Regions from separate parts of the Homo sapiens genome. Here region 2 is linked to region 1. A link is a loop called in an ENCODE intact Hi-C map of the cell type or tissue named here. Cell type or tissue: PC-9. All regions are shown on one strand. Links, peaks and the distances in the headings refer to the core of each region. The heading gives the core; the rest is flanking DNA.

Evidence for each region. Hi-C counts contacts between places; a loop is a spot of excess contacts. Peaks named below come from ENCODE experiments on the same cell type or tissue, not always from the same donor. Only the 100,000 strongest peaks of a DNase experiment are listed, where the experiment ranks them.
Region 2: a loop joins it to region 1, with 4 times the contacts of the local background. A loop is called at or near these places in 2 of 110 quality-filtered maps.

Annotation. Positions count from the first base shown.
Region 1 is chr1:162,369,620-162,377,953 of GRCh38, forward strand. It overlaps NOS1AP (nitric oxide synthase 1 adaptor protein), which reads left to right. Exons shown (of 10, transcript NM_014697.3): 10 at 1-856. It overlaps SPATA46 (spermatogenesis associated 46), which reads right to left and starts at 7,235. Exons shown (of 3, transcript NM_182581.4): 1 at 7,069-7,235; 2 at 5,671-5,784; 3 at 3,584-4,997. The coding sequence starts at 7,171. The coding sequence ends at 4,429. In PC-9, for the core only: no CTCF peak of the experiment used is centred there; DNase peaks (open chromatin) are centred at 2,202 and 4,452; H3K27ac peaks cover 1,872 bases.
Region 2 is chr1:162,132,464-162,140,797 of GRCh38, forward strand. The region is part of intron 1 of NOS1AP (nitric oxide synthase 1 adaptor protein); the gene reads left to right. The region is part of intron 3 of LOC105371475 (a long non-coding RNA gene); the gene reads right to left. Among named protein-coding and RNA genes, the nearest start is that of MIR4654, 20 kb to the right of the region's middle. RefSeq lists an enhancer at 3,835-5,034. In PC-9, for the core only: no CTCF peak of the experiment used is centred there; DNase peaks (open chromatin) are centred at 4,478 and 6,388; H3K4me3 peaks cover 902 bases; H3K27ac peaks cover 6,730 bases.

The sequences.
Region 1 (8,334 bases), core at 68-8,067:
AAAGGAAATGGAGAAATTAAAGAATTGGAGAAACTAGTTATCTGTGTTGCTGACTTTGGGACCCATCCAAGACTCCTGCCCTTGGGGTGTTCCATGGTGGTTTCTTCCTGCCTGGGCGCCACCCTTTCCCCAGTTCAGGCCCTCCCTGGAGGACTAGTTTGTGTATTGGTATCCTCCCCAGTGGACCCAAACCAGCGCATACTTGGTGTGTGGAGATGGGAGACAAAGGACAGATCTAGGAGCCTTGAAGGATCACCAGCCACCGACCCTCCATCAGGGCCAACTGGGCAGGAAAGGGAACATTGCAGACCTGATTTCCCGACGATGTCACCCTGTCCTCCCTCCTTGCTTCTTGCTCTGCTAACTCAACTCTGCCTTCCTCTTTTTCATTCTTCTACTCTGCCCTATATGGAGGACAAATGGACACCAGGGGTGCTAACCTTATTGGTGCCTGCCCCAGCCTACCCCAGGTGCCAGCAGACTCTCGTGCACAGGAGGCTCCCACAGTTATGGAGCCAGGAAAGAATTTCTCTGCACTGGATGGACTGTATATTGAGATTAAAAATTATATTCCTTATATTCCTGCTTATATCAATGCTCTCTCTGTAAAACCTCTTCCTAGCCTCATTTCTCTCAACTGATCTTGTTTAGGCGTTGTATTCCTTTTATTTACTCTTTGCTTGACTGCTTCCTCCTAACCCTCTACCCACTAGCACTCTACTTCCTAAAGCTGTTGTGTCATTAACTCTGTTGGATCAACTCTCTGGGAAAAGATTCTGTTAATGTAAGTGCACTTACTCCCTGGATGTTGTCACTAGTCTAGTGGCTTTTGCTAAATAAACCTTTCTTATTTCTAGAAGCTTTTCCATTGTCTTTTCTTGCTGCTTCTATTCCACCTGCTCCTTCTCTCCCCCTCACTTCCACCCCACTTCCCAAGCCAAGTGGCATCAGCTCTGTGAGATGGTTCCCAAGGGTATGGGATTGAGGAAAGATTCACAAGTTCCCTGTAGGAGGAGAGGAAGATGGTGGCTTCATTTGCACTTTATATAGATCAGCCCTGCGGGATCAGAGGTATCAGTGGTTCTTAACTAGGCCTGATTTTTCCTCACCAGGGGACATCTGACAATGTCTAGAAATGTTTTTGGTTGTCACAAAGCTACTGGCATGTAGTGAGTGAAGCCAGGGATACTGATCAATATCCTACAATGCACAGGACAGCCCCCCACAACAAAGAATCATCCAGCCCCAAATGTCAGTAGTCCTGAGATTGGGAAACTCGTCTACACCCATTTTTGCCGACTCTGCCAATCCCAGGTTTTTTCAAACTCCAAATATCATTAGAATATGTGGGTAGTAGCAGCCAGTTGGTTTTTTTGGTTTTGGGTTTCAGGGCTTTTTGTTTTTCAGGTGTTTTTAAGGCAGGGTCTCACTCTGTCGCCCAGGCTGGAGTGCATGATCATGGCTCACTGCAGCCCTGACCTCCCTGGGCTCCATGATCCTCCCACTTCAGCCTCCTGAGTAGCAGGACTACAGGTGTGTGCCACCACACCCAGCTAATTTTTCTATTTTTTGTAGAGACGGGTTTCGCCATGTTGTCCGGGCTGGTTTCAAACTCTTGAGCTCAAGCAATTCTCCCACCTTGGCCTCCCAAAGTGCTGGGATTGCAGGCATGAGCCACCACACCTGGCCAGCATCAAGTTCTGAGTGCTTGAAAAATTACTACATCATAGATATTTGCCAATATAACTGTGTAATTGTATAAACAAGATTATTCAGCTCATGCCAGTAATCCCAGCACTTTGGGAGGCCGAGGCAGGTGGATCGCTTGTGCTCAGGAGTTTGAATCAACCTGGGCAACATGGGGAAAGACCGTTACTAAAAAAAAAAAAACATAAAAATTAGCCACGCATGGTGGTGAGTGGCTGTGGTCCAAGCTACTTGGGAGGCTGAGGTGGGAGGATGGCTTCAGCCTGGGAGGCGGAGGTTGCAGTGAGCCGAGATCATGCCACTGCACGCTCCAGCCTTGATGATAGAGCGAGACCCTGTCTCAAGGAAAAGAAAAAAAAAAAGATTATACTATTTCACGGACTTCATGACTAAATGCCTGAAATATGTAGTTGGTAGAAGTCTGAATAGGCCCATTCCAGAAATGTTCATACTGGGGACAAAACTGGCTCCTCCTCATACCTACCTCGGCGGGGATCATGGTATCACTATGACACAGCTCAGCACAGAAGTCCTGATTCATGGGAATGTAGGCTTCCCTGCAAGGAGTACAAATGAAAGGGCAGAGGAGCCTGGTAAAGGAGGGAGTGTTTGAGGAATGAGGAGCTGTGGGATCACACAGAACAGACTTTAGAAAAGCCAGGTCACTTTGGCTGGAACTTTTAGCCATTTTGCAGGCAGAGGATGTGTTAGGCCTGATGGCTTCGTCAGGCCCAGGCTAGAGAGAAAGTTGAAAAGGTTAGATCAACTGGGTTCACATGCTCTCTGTTCTTTTCTGGCTAAGTGAACTGAACTGAGTTTTGTATTCTCATCTCGAAAATGGGGATAGTATAAACCACACAAAGCTACTATGGAAAGTAAATGAGATTGTATTTTAAAAGCACCCAGTAGAGAGTGCCTGGCAGTGACCCAGGGTACAGAACAATTTCCCTTTTAGGGAGCTTCCTTCTGCCTGCACCTGTGCTGCTCAGTACAGTGCTGGGTGCTCTTTCCTGCTCTGCTAAAACTTAGCTCTGTACTGAGAAAATTCCTGGGGTTACATTGATACAACATTAAATGTGGAATGTGAAAAACGCCCTGTCTTTAGGGAGAAGACACTAACCACGAGCACCTGGCAGGCGGGATGGGCACGTGCCATGGCACCTGGGCTCAGTCCCTGGCCTGCTTGTTTTCCTTCTCGTGATATGTTCTATGCCTGTTGTACAGATGCCATAGAGAAGGGAGCATGGGGTTGGCAAAGGACAGAGACAACAGTAGCTCGGAGTGAGGATTAAAAAGATTGCCCAGAGCCACTCATCTGCCCTTTCAGGGCACAGGGTCCTGGGAGTGATGTCAGGGCTGCCTGGAGACCTCTGCACACTGGACTGGATAGGTTGTGACCTTGTCCTGGATCCCAGCCCAGCTGGAGCCTGGCAGTCAATTGGACTTTGGGATGCAGGCTGGGTGGGGTTGGGGACAGAATGGGGTGAGAAGCATGGCTCGAGGGCACAGGGCCGCAGTGGTCTCACAGCACATGATGCGATGGGGATCGAGCCCAGCCTCCCTCCCACTCTGTGGGGAACGACCACAAATGAGGTTTTAGCAGCACACTGATAAGCAGAGCAGCTCTGCTAAGCCACAGATAAGACTCTGGAGGAAAAGCCTTTGGGAGGTGAGGGAGGACCCTCCACACCACCTGCTGGCCAAGCCCTGAGGGAGGCAAAGACCAGGGCGGGGGTTTGTGCCAGGGTCCCTGCAAGGCAGTGCCCACTGCAGTGGAGGGGCTACTGAGTCATCAGGGTGATAAAGCAAGAGGTAAATGAGGCCTGAAAGGATGACCAGCAAGCATTTGGTGCTTTTTAAAAACCACATTACAGTCAAGATAGATGTCTCTGCTGCATCCCTGATGCTTATCCATCTTTCTGGGTCAGATGGACCAGGAGGTTCACTCAGAAATGGAGGCAGAGTCAGGGCTGCCCACTGGACACATTACTTGGTAACAGGAAGCAATAGGTTCCCATGTTTACCTGCCTATTTTCACCTGGCTCAAAGCAGCCAAGAAAAGACGTCTCCTGGGTCAAAACTGATTCTATTCTGCCCCAGCACTGGATGGCTGTTCTAAGTGAATGATGGTAGTGCCTGAGAGCTCAGTCCCGGGTGAGCTCAGCCCCATCTGCCTCTTACCTGCCTTATACTCAGAGGCATATTTTCCTCCACATTCCCCCCTCAGAAGATCTACCGTCAAAGAAGCCTTTAAAACTGCAGAGATTCTTCCCCATGCAAATAGGAAAGGGCATCCAGCCCCTTCTTCCCAGGGTGGGGCAAGGACTGACCACATAGGGACCAAGCAGAGGCCAGAATCCTAGAGCAGTGCTTCTCACAGCTGAGCTGCATCAGAGTCACCTGGAGGGCTGGTTAGGACATAGACCGCCAGCCCCAGACCCATAGTTTCTGATTCAGTAGGTCTGAGGAGGGCCTGAGAGTTCCCAGGGGTTGCTGGTACTGCCAGCTGGGCACCTTTGAGAACCTCTATCTTAGATGATTTTCCCAAACTTCAAGTATTGTCTTTATTTTTAAAAGAGAGAAAGGGGAGGGTGTGTGCCTGGTGTTGCTAGGCAACCATTAGCCAAAGGTGATGAGAGCCGGGTTCTGGGAAGGACAGCAGGCTGTGCGGGGTGACCTCAGACTGGACAGAAGGCTGTGACTAACTTTATTGGCATCTCTCTAGAGACATAAGTAGGCTTCACCGCCAATTTGCCTAAGGTGTTCAGCAGGACTATTGAAGGCCTGGCAGCTGCCGGAGGAGAGCCTGTCTCCCAGCCGGGCCTTCTGCTCCTTGCTCCAGAGGGCTTTGAGCTTGCGGTAGTACACCTTGCAGCTGAAGCCCTCCCTGAAGCCCCTCTTGATGTGGCTCTTGAGGAAGTCCAGGGTGGGGTACATGCGGCAGCAGGCCACGCACTTGTAGCCATTCTGCTGTGCTGGGTGCCACCTGGAAGCCATTAGGATGTCCTGGGATGTGATGGAGTCCAGGCCATGCCTGGATTTCTTGGTGGCTTCTCGAGGGCAAGTGTTCTCTGGGGAGGAAGAGGACGAACAGATGTTCTCAGCCATGTCCTCAGAAAGGCAGTTGTCCCACTTGCCCTCATCCTGCTGCACCTCTGGGAAGTCATAGGCCTCCAGCTGGCTCTCTTTGTCTGCACACACGAAGTAGCTGTAGGGGGAGAACCAGGGCCGGTAGATAGTGCAGTTCCGCCTCAGCTTCTCTCCGTGCTGGGTATCCCCCAAGCTGCAGTCTGCAAAGGAAAGGACCAGGTCTGAGTCTCTGGCAGGGAGCAGTGGAGCCAAGGATGCTGGAGCAGAAAGGTAAGAAGGCAAACATCAGGCATGACCTCGGTTACCTCCACCCCACCACGATTGCAGTTCTGAGAGCAGACGCAAGACAGTGGTAAGAGCAGCCGAGGGCATTCCTTCTCACTGCATTCTTTTTCTAGGGGTACAAAGGGCCGTTGGATCTTGGGGCAGGAGAGGCTGCTTTTAGTTGGTAAGCCTTGGTATTTGTCGAGGCCTTCCCCTCCTGGAGACACCATGTCCACTGACTCCTCTAAGGATAGACACAGACAGGTGACCCAGCGGATAGCCAAACCGGCGGCCTCCCACAGTCCCTCTTTTCGCCACCCATGGCTGTGACCCTTTTTTCAGCCTCACTGCTCATCTTGATCCCTCCACGGCCCACTCAGCCAGAAACTGCTCTTGCACACCAGTTTCAGAGACAGGAGAGGGGAGGCAAGGCGAGAGCCCCAGGCCTGTGGGTGTCTACCAAAGGAAGAAGGGCCAGATAGGAGGCTGCAGGTGACAAGACCGCGCATGGGGGTCCAGCTTCCAGACACCTCTGCTTCCTTAGGGAAGCAGCCCCTTTTCATCCTTAGCCTCTCACACATTCCCGCCCAGAGTCAGAGAAGTCCTCACCTGGTGAGAGCGCTGTGTTCTGTATCCCTTGCCTGACAATGATGCTTTGGTACTGGGGTGGCAGGGCCTGAGCTGGGCTGGATGCCTCAGTGGGTACTGCTGTCTTTGCAATGTCTGGGTTATAGAAGAAACACTGGTGAGCTGAGCAAGGTTGGGATTCCACTTTCTGGGACTCCCCCAGGCATACCTAGGGGCTCAACCTCTGTACTTCAAGGCATCTCAACGCTGAAACAGAACAGTGACCTCTCAAACTCAGCCAGGCAGAGCTATTCTGGATGACATCCTGGGGAATTCTGAATGGGGCCATTTCATTCAGGCCTCAGAAAGATCCTCTGGAAAGTGGGATTTATGATGTAGCCCAGATGACACCTCTCCGCCTGGCCTGCCCCTCACCTAACCCTCCTGCATCTCATCACGCGGATGGCTTCACTCCGCATTGCCAGTCTCCTGAGCATCCTGGGACCCAGAGTCACAGGCTGCAGAGCAATGTTCCATGCCCGCTTTGAGGATTGTCCAGTTGAAACATCTCATACCCACAGTCAGGGTTCCCGTGGGCCATCACTGCACGGCACACCCTGGAGTGCTAACACTTGGACAAAAAGCTGACCTGCCTCAAATCCCAGAATAGCAGCTGTGTTCAGTTTGGGGGACAAATTTATAAATGTCATATATGTAGACAAATGGATGCTTAGGAGGCCTACTCCACTGAGCAGTACTTCTCCATTTTACTGTGCATAGAGATCCCCTAGGGATCTTGTTAATAACACAGATGCTGATTCAGTGGATCTGGGGTGGGAACCTGAGATTCTGCATTTCTAACAAGCTCCCAGACGATGCAGACGTTGCAAGTCTAAGGACCGTATTTTGAACAGGGAGTCCTCAGGGTGTCCAACTTTATTCCATGATGTGCTCATCAGTTTACGCTGCTGCTTAGGCTTCTCTGATTTGGCTAACTCCAAATCCTCTCCAAACTTGTCAAAACAGAGCTAAAACTAGTTTCTACTCTATGTAGACATACTGCCACCTTGAGATTTCATGCACAATCTAGGGGGAAAAACTTGATGATAAATGGAGACTGAGGCAGGAGAATCACTTGAACCCAGGAGGCAGAGGTTGCAGTGAGCCGAGATCACATCATTGCACTCCAGCCTGAGCGACAGGAGTGAAACTCTGTCTCAAAAAAAAAAAAAAAGTTTTCCCCTTTCTTCCCTTACCAAAAATCAATACACAGCAGTAACTACTTACCACAAATGCAGCATTTTGAAAAATTATTTTCTCCCCATGCGTAATTTGACTTTCTCACTAAATCATGGTCCTGTAACATGATCTGGTAGGGTACTCAATTAAAAGCTTCAAAAAAAACCACATCTTTGTGGCCCTAGTGGCACCAAAGTTTACCTGGCAGGCTGGTGGCACGAGAGAACATAATGTCGGGAAAAGCACTCAGGGCGGAGGAAGAGATTGGAGGTCCAGAGATGCTGAGGAGTGAGAAGTTCTCCATATTCTGACCACTGCGGGGGTACAGAGATCACACGCCTGCTCTGGAGAGGCTGGCTGGTTTGTCCAGAGGATAAACATTCTGAGCACAGTTGATGTCACAAGGCACATGATTCCACTACCAACTAGGTTACCCTTTGGAAGATGAATGGAGTCTACTGAAAGCAAGATTAAAATGTGTAAAGATTGTATTTGACTTGCCATTGCCCAGTGGCAGGCCCTGATTGACAATACCCAGAGAGAAGAATGTAGTAGAGATACTGTAGTGATGCTGTCTATTTGTCCCCTTTTATCTTTGTTATCATCAGTTTTCTGTGTTGACACTGTCTACCCCCAGCCCTCCAGCCCTGGAAACCTCTGTCCTGTCTGAATAATCTCCTTCCTTTTCTTCTCCTTTATCAGCCTAATCTCTGTCAGCAAATATTTTTATTGTTTTGTTTTAGTTTGTTTTTTGAGGTGTATATATTTTTCACATTTTCTTTGGAAATTCAAATTTGTAAAAGTTGCAGAAATTAGGCTGGGTGCAGTGGCTCAGGCCTATAATCCCAGCACTTTGGGAGGCCAAGGCGGGTGGATCATTTGAGGTCAGGAGTTCAAGACCAGCTAGACAAACATGGTGAAACCCCATCTCTATTCAAAATATAAAATTTAGCCATGCGTGGTGGTGGGTGCCTGTAATCCCAGCTACTTGGGAGGCTGAAGCAGGAGAGTCGCTTGAACCTGGGAGACAGAGGCTGCAGTGAGCTGAGATAGCGCCACTGCACTGCAGCCTGGGTGACAGAGCGAGACTCCATCTTAAAAGCTGCAAAAAATAAAATCAATACAAAGAACACCCTTATGCCCTGTATCCAGATTTTCCTATTAACATTTTACCCCATTTGCTGTATCCGTCCCCTTCCTCCTGCCCCCTGCCCCATGTGTATGTGTATATACTTAATTTTTTCTGTGAACTATTTGAAGGTAAGTTATAAACACTATGTCCTTTTATACCTAAGTACTTCAATGTGTATTTCCTAAGAATAGGGGCCAAATATTGTTTTCAGTGGTTGGTGCTCTTTTTAGCAAGTGACTAAAGCACAAATGGGTGGCTTACTCAATACTATTTTGCTCATTGCTTAAGTCAGTTTGATGGGGAGACTCTGGGACTCCAGAGAGGCAAGGTTGCCT
Region 2 (8,334 bases), core at 314-8,313, 240 kb before region 1:
TAAAGTCAAGAAAAAAATACAGAGATTTCTCCGTGACCTTCAGGTCTAGTGAAACACAGGAGAATTGCCTTTGGACAGGATTATCTGATAAAGTGAGATCACGGCAATCAGATGATTATTATTTAATGATAGCACTTAATAATTGCTCAGCCTAATCTTAGCTCATTAAAGCAATATGGAAAGTAGTAGTAAACTTGGTTTGAAACTGTTATTGGTATAAAATATTTTGATGATGACATAATAGGAATCTATAGCATAGCTTCCCAACCCACAGGTCTCCATATTGATTCCTCCAGCCCTGCAAATCTATGAGTGACCCCTCCCAGGTTCCACACTCCTTCAGTTTTCCCCAGTTACCAGTGTTCTGGGTGCCATGGATAAAGGTCTGTTTCTGAAACCAGAGCTCTCTTCTTGCTGAGATTCTCCACTTTGCCTGCATGTGCCCCAATTTCCTTGTTTGCTCTGGCTCTTCTGTCAGAGCTATACACTTACTTGTCTTTTCTTTTGTGATCTCTTTTGACTTGGCGCCTAATGGAAACTTCTGCATCAGTGAGGTCCAGTGTGATAGTAAATGATGGAATATTGCAATATCACGTGTTGGCTGGGATTTCTGGGTCCATTGCTTCATATCCCATCTGAGTTCATTCTGTAGCAGCCATTTACCTAAAATATTTTCCAGGTGTGTGCTTATTATATTAGTACGCTTAATTTGTCTATATTCTTGGGTTTAATCTTTGAAATTTTGAATTAAACTGTATTAACAAAGACAAGTCATTATTTTATTAGATGCACTGTGTTGGTAATGCTTTCCTAAGTTGCCTCAGAAGATCTTCTAATCTTAACAAATGTTTTGTCATATTTTATCCTTTATCTGTCTTATCTATTGATTCTTGCCTAGGACCAATTATTGTAGATATCATACCCGTCTTGGTTACCATTGTGCCTAAACCCAGATACCATTTATAGTTTTATCTAAAAGTCTATGAATGAAATCATACTCTCTTGCTGTCTTATTATTCTAAAAGTGTGATATTTTATGTGAACTAGATTTTATAACAAGCTTTCCTTTTTATAATCTGGCAGCAGTATAAATTGTTGATGTTTATTCTTCTATCCCTTTTACATGATAGATGAATCTGTTCAATTTTGGCTTTTGAGTGACTCATATGTGGTTAGCATTCTGCTGTGGCATTGGGTGGTCTTTAGCATTTTATTGGACTATTTTATGAAACATCTCCAAAGAAATATGTTGGAACTGGTATTTATTACCTTAATCTTATTGTCTGCCTTGAGAAGCTGCTAACTAAATGTTTTCTCCAGCTTTTCCTTAATTGCAGTGTGGTTAATTCCTCTCAACTGCAGGAAGCCAAGGTATTTATAGATTGTTGTTATTATTTTTTGTGGCCTGTAGAAGTAATCGGCATTCAACGAATGCCAAGAACATGCTTGGCATGAAGTAGTACATAGAATTAGATCCAGTTCCTGCCCCATGAACTTGATGTGAGATAAGCTAACTGGGGAGGAGAGAAGGAAGAGAAGACTTTCCAAAAAATTGTATCTCTTCTAAAATTGGGAGAAAATGAATTTCAGTTTAAAAGGAAACCTTAAGAATTCAATTAATAGGATAAAACACAGGTGAAACAGTCAGTAAAAGCTAAGACACTATTTATGCTAAATTCATGAATCTAAGGAGTGAGCTATAGTAAGCCCTGGTATAATGGATAATTTATCTCAAAGCAAAACTGGGCTGGGCGCAGTGGCTCACACCTGTAATCCCAGCACTTTAGGAGGCCGAGGCAGACAGATCACATGAGGCCAGGAGTTTGAGACCAGCGTGGCCAACATGGCAAACCACCATCTCTACTAAAAATACAAAAATTCCAGGTTTGGAGGTGCATATGTAATTCCAGCTACTGGGGAGGCTGAGGCATGAAAATCGCTTGAACCGGGAGGTGGAGGTTGTACTGAGCTGAGATCACACTACTGCACTCCAGCCTGGAGTGACAGAGGGAGACTTTGTCTAAAAAAAAAAAAAAAAAAAAGTAAAACCGTAGTGCTGTAAATGGGGGAGGAGAGGAAGGAGAGTAGGGAAAAAGTCAAGATGTGGAGATGCATGCATTCAGTGGAAGGATTAAGGAATCCTGAAAATTACCCTGAATTCATCTCCCTCTCCAACAGCCACATCTGATCAGTTTCCAAGTCCTGTCCCTATTATCTCCCAGATATCCTCTCCTCCTATCCCTGATTCTTTTGCTCTGTTTTAGGTCCTTCTTATCTGTCACTGGTCTCTTGTCATGTCCTCTCCAATCTATCATCCATGAAGCAGCCATATAAACCTGATCAAAGTTCGTGGCTCAAAACCCTTAGGTGGCTGCACATGACTTAAGAGTAGCAATGCAAGGCCTTCATGACCTGACCCTGCCTGCATGTTCAGCCTTATCTCATCTGGCAGAGGACTTGTAGCATCTGAACACACCAACAGGCCATGCTGCCTCAACTCTCCATTTCTATGCACGCTGATGTTCCTGCCTAGAATGGCCTGCCTTCTCTATTTCTATCCAACCAACTATTTATCCTTCAAGTTCAAAAATTATCTTCTCTGTGAGTACTTCTGACTTGTATCCAAGCAAATTAGGTGTTTGCCTTTCTGTGCTTCTACTGGACTTGGTAGATATAACCTTATTACAGCAGTGACCTTAGCACATTGTCACTGTTGAATCATATGTCTCTCTTTATGTGTACTGTTAACGTTTAGAAGACAGATGTCATGTCTTTTGTTTTTTATGTCCTCAGAGGTATTGGTTGCCGGCTGATGGAAGGACTGGCTGGGTCATGTCAGGATGCAGGCTACTCAAGGACAGTGTGGATACTGAGTATCTGCAAAGGTTTTCGACTTTCATATACTGCAAGGGGGAAAGACAGGCTCTTGGAATTGTGGGAAGATGAATTTATTTCTCATTCTGGAAGGTTTCCAGTACTGGAGGACAGGAACAGTTGGTACAAATGTCCTGGATTTGTGGATATAATCTTGATGGGGGGACACCTGTTCTGTCTGCAGAACTGGCATTTATTTTGGACCCTGAGAAGCAGAAGCCTTCTGCATCTCCCAAGGGGGCAGCCAGGTCTGTGCAGGGAGGTTGCAGACCCAGGTTTGCGTTGTAATACAATTACTCTCACCATCTGGGGTTCTGCCTTAAAGCATGAGGGTGACTTGAACACTTCTGACCTCTGGAAACTCGGGGACGGTGAATTTCAAGACCAAAAGTGGCAAAGAGGCTGACTTACTTTTGGGAACATTAAAGGCCTCCATCTAAATGAACTTTGTGCATGTAGTGGACCACGTTTCATTTGATTCACCCATGTTACTTAAATTTGTTTAGGAATGGAATATTGTAATTGATTATTTTGTAGTGGGAATTTTAAGCATTTAAAAAATTTGTTAAAAATTTATTTTTTATTGACTTTCCTGTGTATGTACAACTGTTGTCTAGTGTTGTAGAGGAATATGATTTAGGTGTATAATACAATTTAGAATCCTGAGATTCTGGGAGTCTAGTGAAAGCTATGTTATAGAAGCAAGTGAAAACATTGAAATAACCCGAGTTAGTACTATAAAAATGGCCTCAACAAATGCTGTACATCATTCTTCAGAGGAGCAGGGTACTGCTATGGTGTGGAGTAGTCAGGGAGTGCTTCACAGGGAAGAAAATGCAATTTGAGCTGTGTCTTGAAGTGGGGTAGAATTTGAAGAGGTATAATAAAGAAAGGTAGTTCTGGGGCAGGAAAACAGCTACTGAGATGGGGATTCTTTATTTATTTATTTATTTTTTAATGTATGGTGTTATTTGACCAAGTATTTTATGATATAGATCTAGGCTCATGATCCTCCAACTCCCTTAATCTTATCTAACCTCTTCTAATTCTTTGAATACCTACCATGTATTCAGTATTGGGCTGGATACAAAAGAAATGCAAGACATCATTCTTTTCTTTATGGAGCTTCAGTCTTGTAGATTACCGTATCATATGGAAAAACATAGAACCAGCAGCAGTTTTTGGAAATGAGAATGTAAAATTAGAACTTCAGATTCTGTCTTGCTGGTATGATACCCTGGGCTTACTCTCATTCTCTCACTGCTTTCCAGATGTGTCCTTTTTCTTTTCTCATGTGCTGCAGAGGTGGGTAAATAGGGTACTCTCTACCTTTCATGACAGGAAATTCAATGTCAGGTGATTTGCCAAAGTTTAGAGACAAGTTGGTGGAAGAACCACAGTGAGATGTTTGTGTTTTTGTGTGTTTGTTTAAAAATTGCTTCTCAGCTGGCTGTAGTATGAAGGGAGTTGCCTTGGAGCATACAGAAGTACCTCCTAGCTTTTCTGGGGTGAATACTGCCCTTCCAAACATGCTCTGGTATTTTAGAAAGAGGTGTAATACATCAGGTCAACCAGAGTGCAGGTCAGAGTGCAGCAGCTCTGAGTCTGTTGCTGAGGAATTAGTGACTCATATGAAAAGCACCTCGGACTTGCTCATGAAGATTCTGAGATCCTCGTCAACTTGGTACTTGATCTCTGAATTTCCGTTCTACCCTCAGTCCTCTTGGGCCTTGGTTTTAGTGGAGGTAGGAGCTGAGAGTTGGAGTTGATCTTCGTTTGCTTCTTTGACTTTGTCTTTGATGGACCCCCCTGTCACAGATTAGGAGACAAAGCACGATTTGCATTTGCACTCAGCCTCCTGCAAAAATGCCATTTCTCAACATTTTCTTTCCATCTATCTCTTCTTTGTCAGTTTCAGCCTCTCAGCCACATTGATAAGCACATTCAAATTCTGGGCCACTCCTGCCACCCTGTGAGCCGTTTGTCTGTCCCTCTGCACTTCTGCAGCACTATTGATTTGCCGTTTGCTTGCACTTTAACTGGATCTGGATTGGCGTGTGCCTCTGGAAGGTTTTCCATCTATTGATCAGAGTTAATGGTACCCATCACCATGGTTTCTAGGATTGCTGTCTGGGATCAGCACAGTGTTGTTGCTAACCATTTTTTTGCCATGAAGCTGAGGCAGTCCAGGGACTCTGAGGCACTTAGAAGTAAACCTCAGAGCTCTGTTTTTCTTTTCAGAAATCTGTATGTGAGGATCTTTTTCTGCCCTTTCTCTGCTTGATTTCAAAATCCATCTTCTTCTTGTTCAGTTGCCTGCTCCTCATTCTGCTGTCTGACGGATGAAAAAACTCATGCCTTGTCTCCTGTGTGGTTGCTCAGGGTCTCCCTTGAGCCTTCAGTTATGCACATGCGTACACACACACATGTAATTGGGTCTCGCTGTGTTGCTGTATACCTAGACGGGCATTTCTCTTGTGGCTGCTCATATTGCTATCCTTCCTACATAGCCACTTAGGAATCCACAGACAGAGCAACCTCCTTAACAGAAAGCAAGCAAGCGGTGATTGGCTTGGAGTGTGTATGTAAGCATATATGGGTCTGTGAGAGAATACTAGGTGGGTAAGAGGGGGTGCTGGTGTGGTCAGTGAAGCCACTGTCAGTACCTCACATTAAATGTTAAATGTAACCCCAGGAAACAGGATACATTGACACCTTTTTTTAAAAATGCATAATCTGTTGATTTGGTAAATAACTCTAGTTGGTGTAGCAGATATGCACAGTGTATTGGTAGCCAATTGCCTCAAAACCTAACAGCTTAAAGCAATCATAATCATTTATTCTCTCATAGTTTCTGTGAGTCAGGTTTTCAGAAAAAAGCATAGCCTGGTGGTCCTTGCTCAAGGTCTCTTAGGAGACTGCAGTTAGTCTAAGTTTCTGTTGTGCAGTGGGGCGGTGGTGATGGTGGGATACGTGGTTTCCCTTTGGCTTAGTTTTGTAAATGTGGGCAGAGTGGCCCAAGAGGATAAGACTTTGTGGAGATGGGTGGGAGGAGTTTGCAGTTTTTAGAATTTGTATAAAAATACATACATTGAAATTAATATGAGGTTATTAATAATTGTTGTGTTATACCCTTGCATAGCATTTAATTTTATTCATTTGGTTCCCCAGATCCATCCTGGATAGATAGTGGAGGGAGAAGCTGGTGAGGCCAAGTGCCAGTTTTTGAAGAACATCTCTGTGACCCTGGCAAGCTGGAGCCAGAGGCCTGGGCTCCTGTCTGCCTGGGGGCCATCCAGAAGGACTGAGCTTGCTTTTTCAGCACCCGTTTCTTCCTTACTTTTCCATGACTTCACTTAGGAGCCAAGGCATTGAGAAAGCCCTTCTCTAAGAGAGGTCATGTGCTTAGCTGGCAAGGCTACAGGCAGCACCTGTGGCACCCCTAGTGTGCCAGGGGTGTTTTACTGTCTTGCTAGTGAAACCATTCTCGAGGAAGGGGAAGGGACACTGCACCTAGGGCAGTTAGCCAGAGCAGGGGTTCACACAGGGCCAGGGATTCCTGGGATGTGGGACTTTCACTGCTAAAACCAGGGCAGTGCCAGGCAAACTGGGATGGTTGGTCAACCTAACTATACTTGCAGATGCTTCCTGGTTGACCTCCACCTCTACTGCCCTTGCCCTTGCTTCTTACACCTGAGTAACAAACCTCATAATAGGTAAGCATCTGGCAGAAGGCTCCCTTGTGGATGAGGGCTCTGGCTTGGGGCATGTTGTATTTCACTCCGCCCTAGTGTCTACCTCTTAGCCCATCCCGGGTTTTGACCTCATTCCCTCCTTAGTTGTTATTTTCTTGGGATATCCCAGAACTCCAGGGATGAGGTGGTTGAAGACCACAAGGCTCTAACCACCAAGACACTGTGTTTCTGTTTGGTGCTGAAGGATTGCAGGGGTCTCTGGGTTGGAAGCCAATGTGGCCCTGTGGCTTGCTTCCTGTTTGTTTTTGTGGGTGGGAGCTCTACCCTGCTGTCCATTCCAGATACAAGCCTAGACACTATCTATCAGGGGCTTACAGATAGCCTGTGAATGGGAAAGGACTGATGACAGGATGTCCACAGATCTCAGTGCTGGAGGAACAATGGATGCTTTCTCAGAGGCTCACTTCCAGAATTTTGCTTTGTTGAATGGGATATATGGAGGGAGTGTTGAAAAGGCTTTGTTACGAGAGGAGGAGAAAGGGAGATGAGGCCACTGGTGCAGTGGAATAACCCTTTGTAGGAAGAACAGGGATTTCTGTCAGGGATGTTTGTTTAGCTCTGTGGTATGTAATTTGAATCTTTCGCCACAAAACAATCTTTATTAAAATATTGGTTTCTCCTTAAAAATAGCTTTTGTCAGACAAATCTGTACCCTTGCTGTGTTTCATTGGCATCTCTCAGAATGGGAGGCAAGCCGTGTGATTTCAGGTTCAGTTTCTCAGCCAGAGTTGCCGTCTTACTTTTTTTTTTTCTTTTGAGGCAGTCTTACTTTGTCGCCCAGGCTGGAGGGCAGTGTGTGATCTCGACTCACTGCAACCTCTGCCTCCCTGGTTCAAGTGATTATCATGCCTCAGCCTCCTGAATAGCTGAGATTACAGGTGTGCACCACCACACGCAGCTAATTTTTTGTATTTTCAGTAGAGACAAGGTTTTGCCATCTTGGCCAGGCTGGTCTTGAACCCCTAGCCTCAAGTGATCCACCTGCCTCAGCCTCCCATAGTGCTGGGTTTACAGGTGTGAGCCACCGCACCCGGCCTGCAGTCTTAATTTTGTTTTCTAAAGCATTTCTCTGTGTCCCAGAGAAGACCTTTGCCTGCAGGCCCTCTGTTCTCATCCACAACTACTTTCTTTTTTATTCCCTGGTTCCTTTTGTATTCATTCAAGGTCCTCCAGACAATCATTTATTTGCTAGGACAGAGTGTGGTCAATCTCTATATATATTATTAGAATCAAGGGCACACGTGCAGGTCTGTTACATGGGTATACCCAATGTTTAGCTCCCATTTATAAGTGAGAACCTACAATAGTTGGTTTTCTGCTCCTGTGTTAATTCCCTTAGGAAAATGGCCTCCATCTGCATTCACATTGCTTCAAAGGACATGATTTCTTTCTTTTTTTCACTGTGTAGCATTCTGTGGTGCATATGTAGCACATTTTCTTTATCCAGTTCACTGTCGATGGACACCTGGATTGATTCCATGCCTTTGCTATTGTGAATAATGCTGCAATGAACATATCAGTGCATATATCTTTTTTGGTAGAATGATTTATTTTCCTTTGGGTATATAACCAGTAATGGGATTGCTGGCTCAAATGGTAGTTCAGCTCTTAGTTCTTTGAGAAATCTCCAGACTTCTCCACCGTAGCTGGACTAATTTATATTCCCACCAACAGTATAGAAGCGCGCCCTTTTCTCCACAACCTG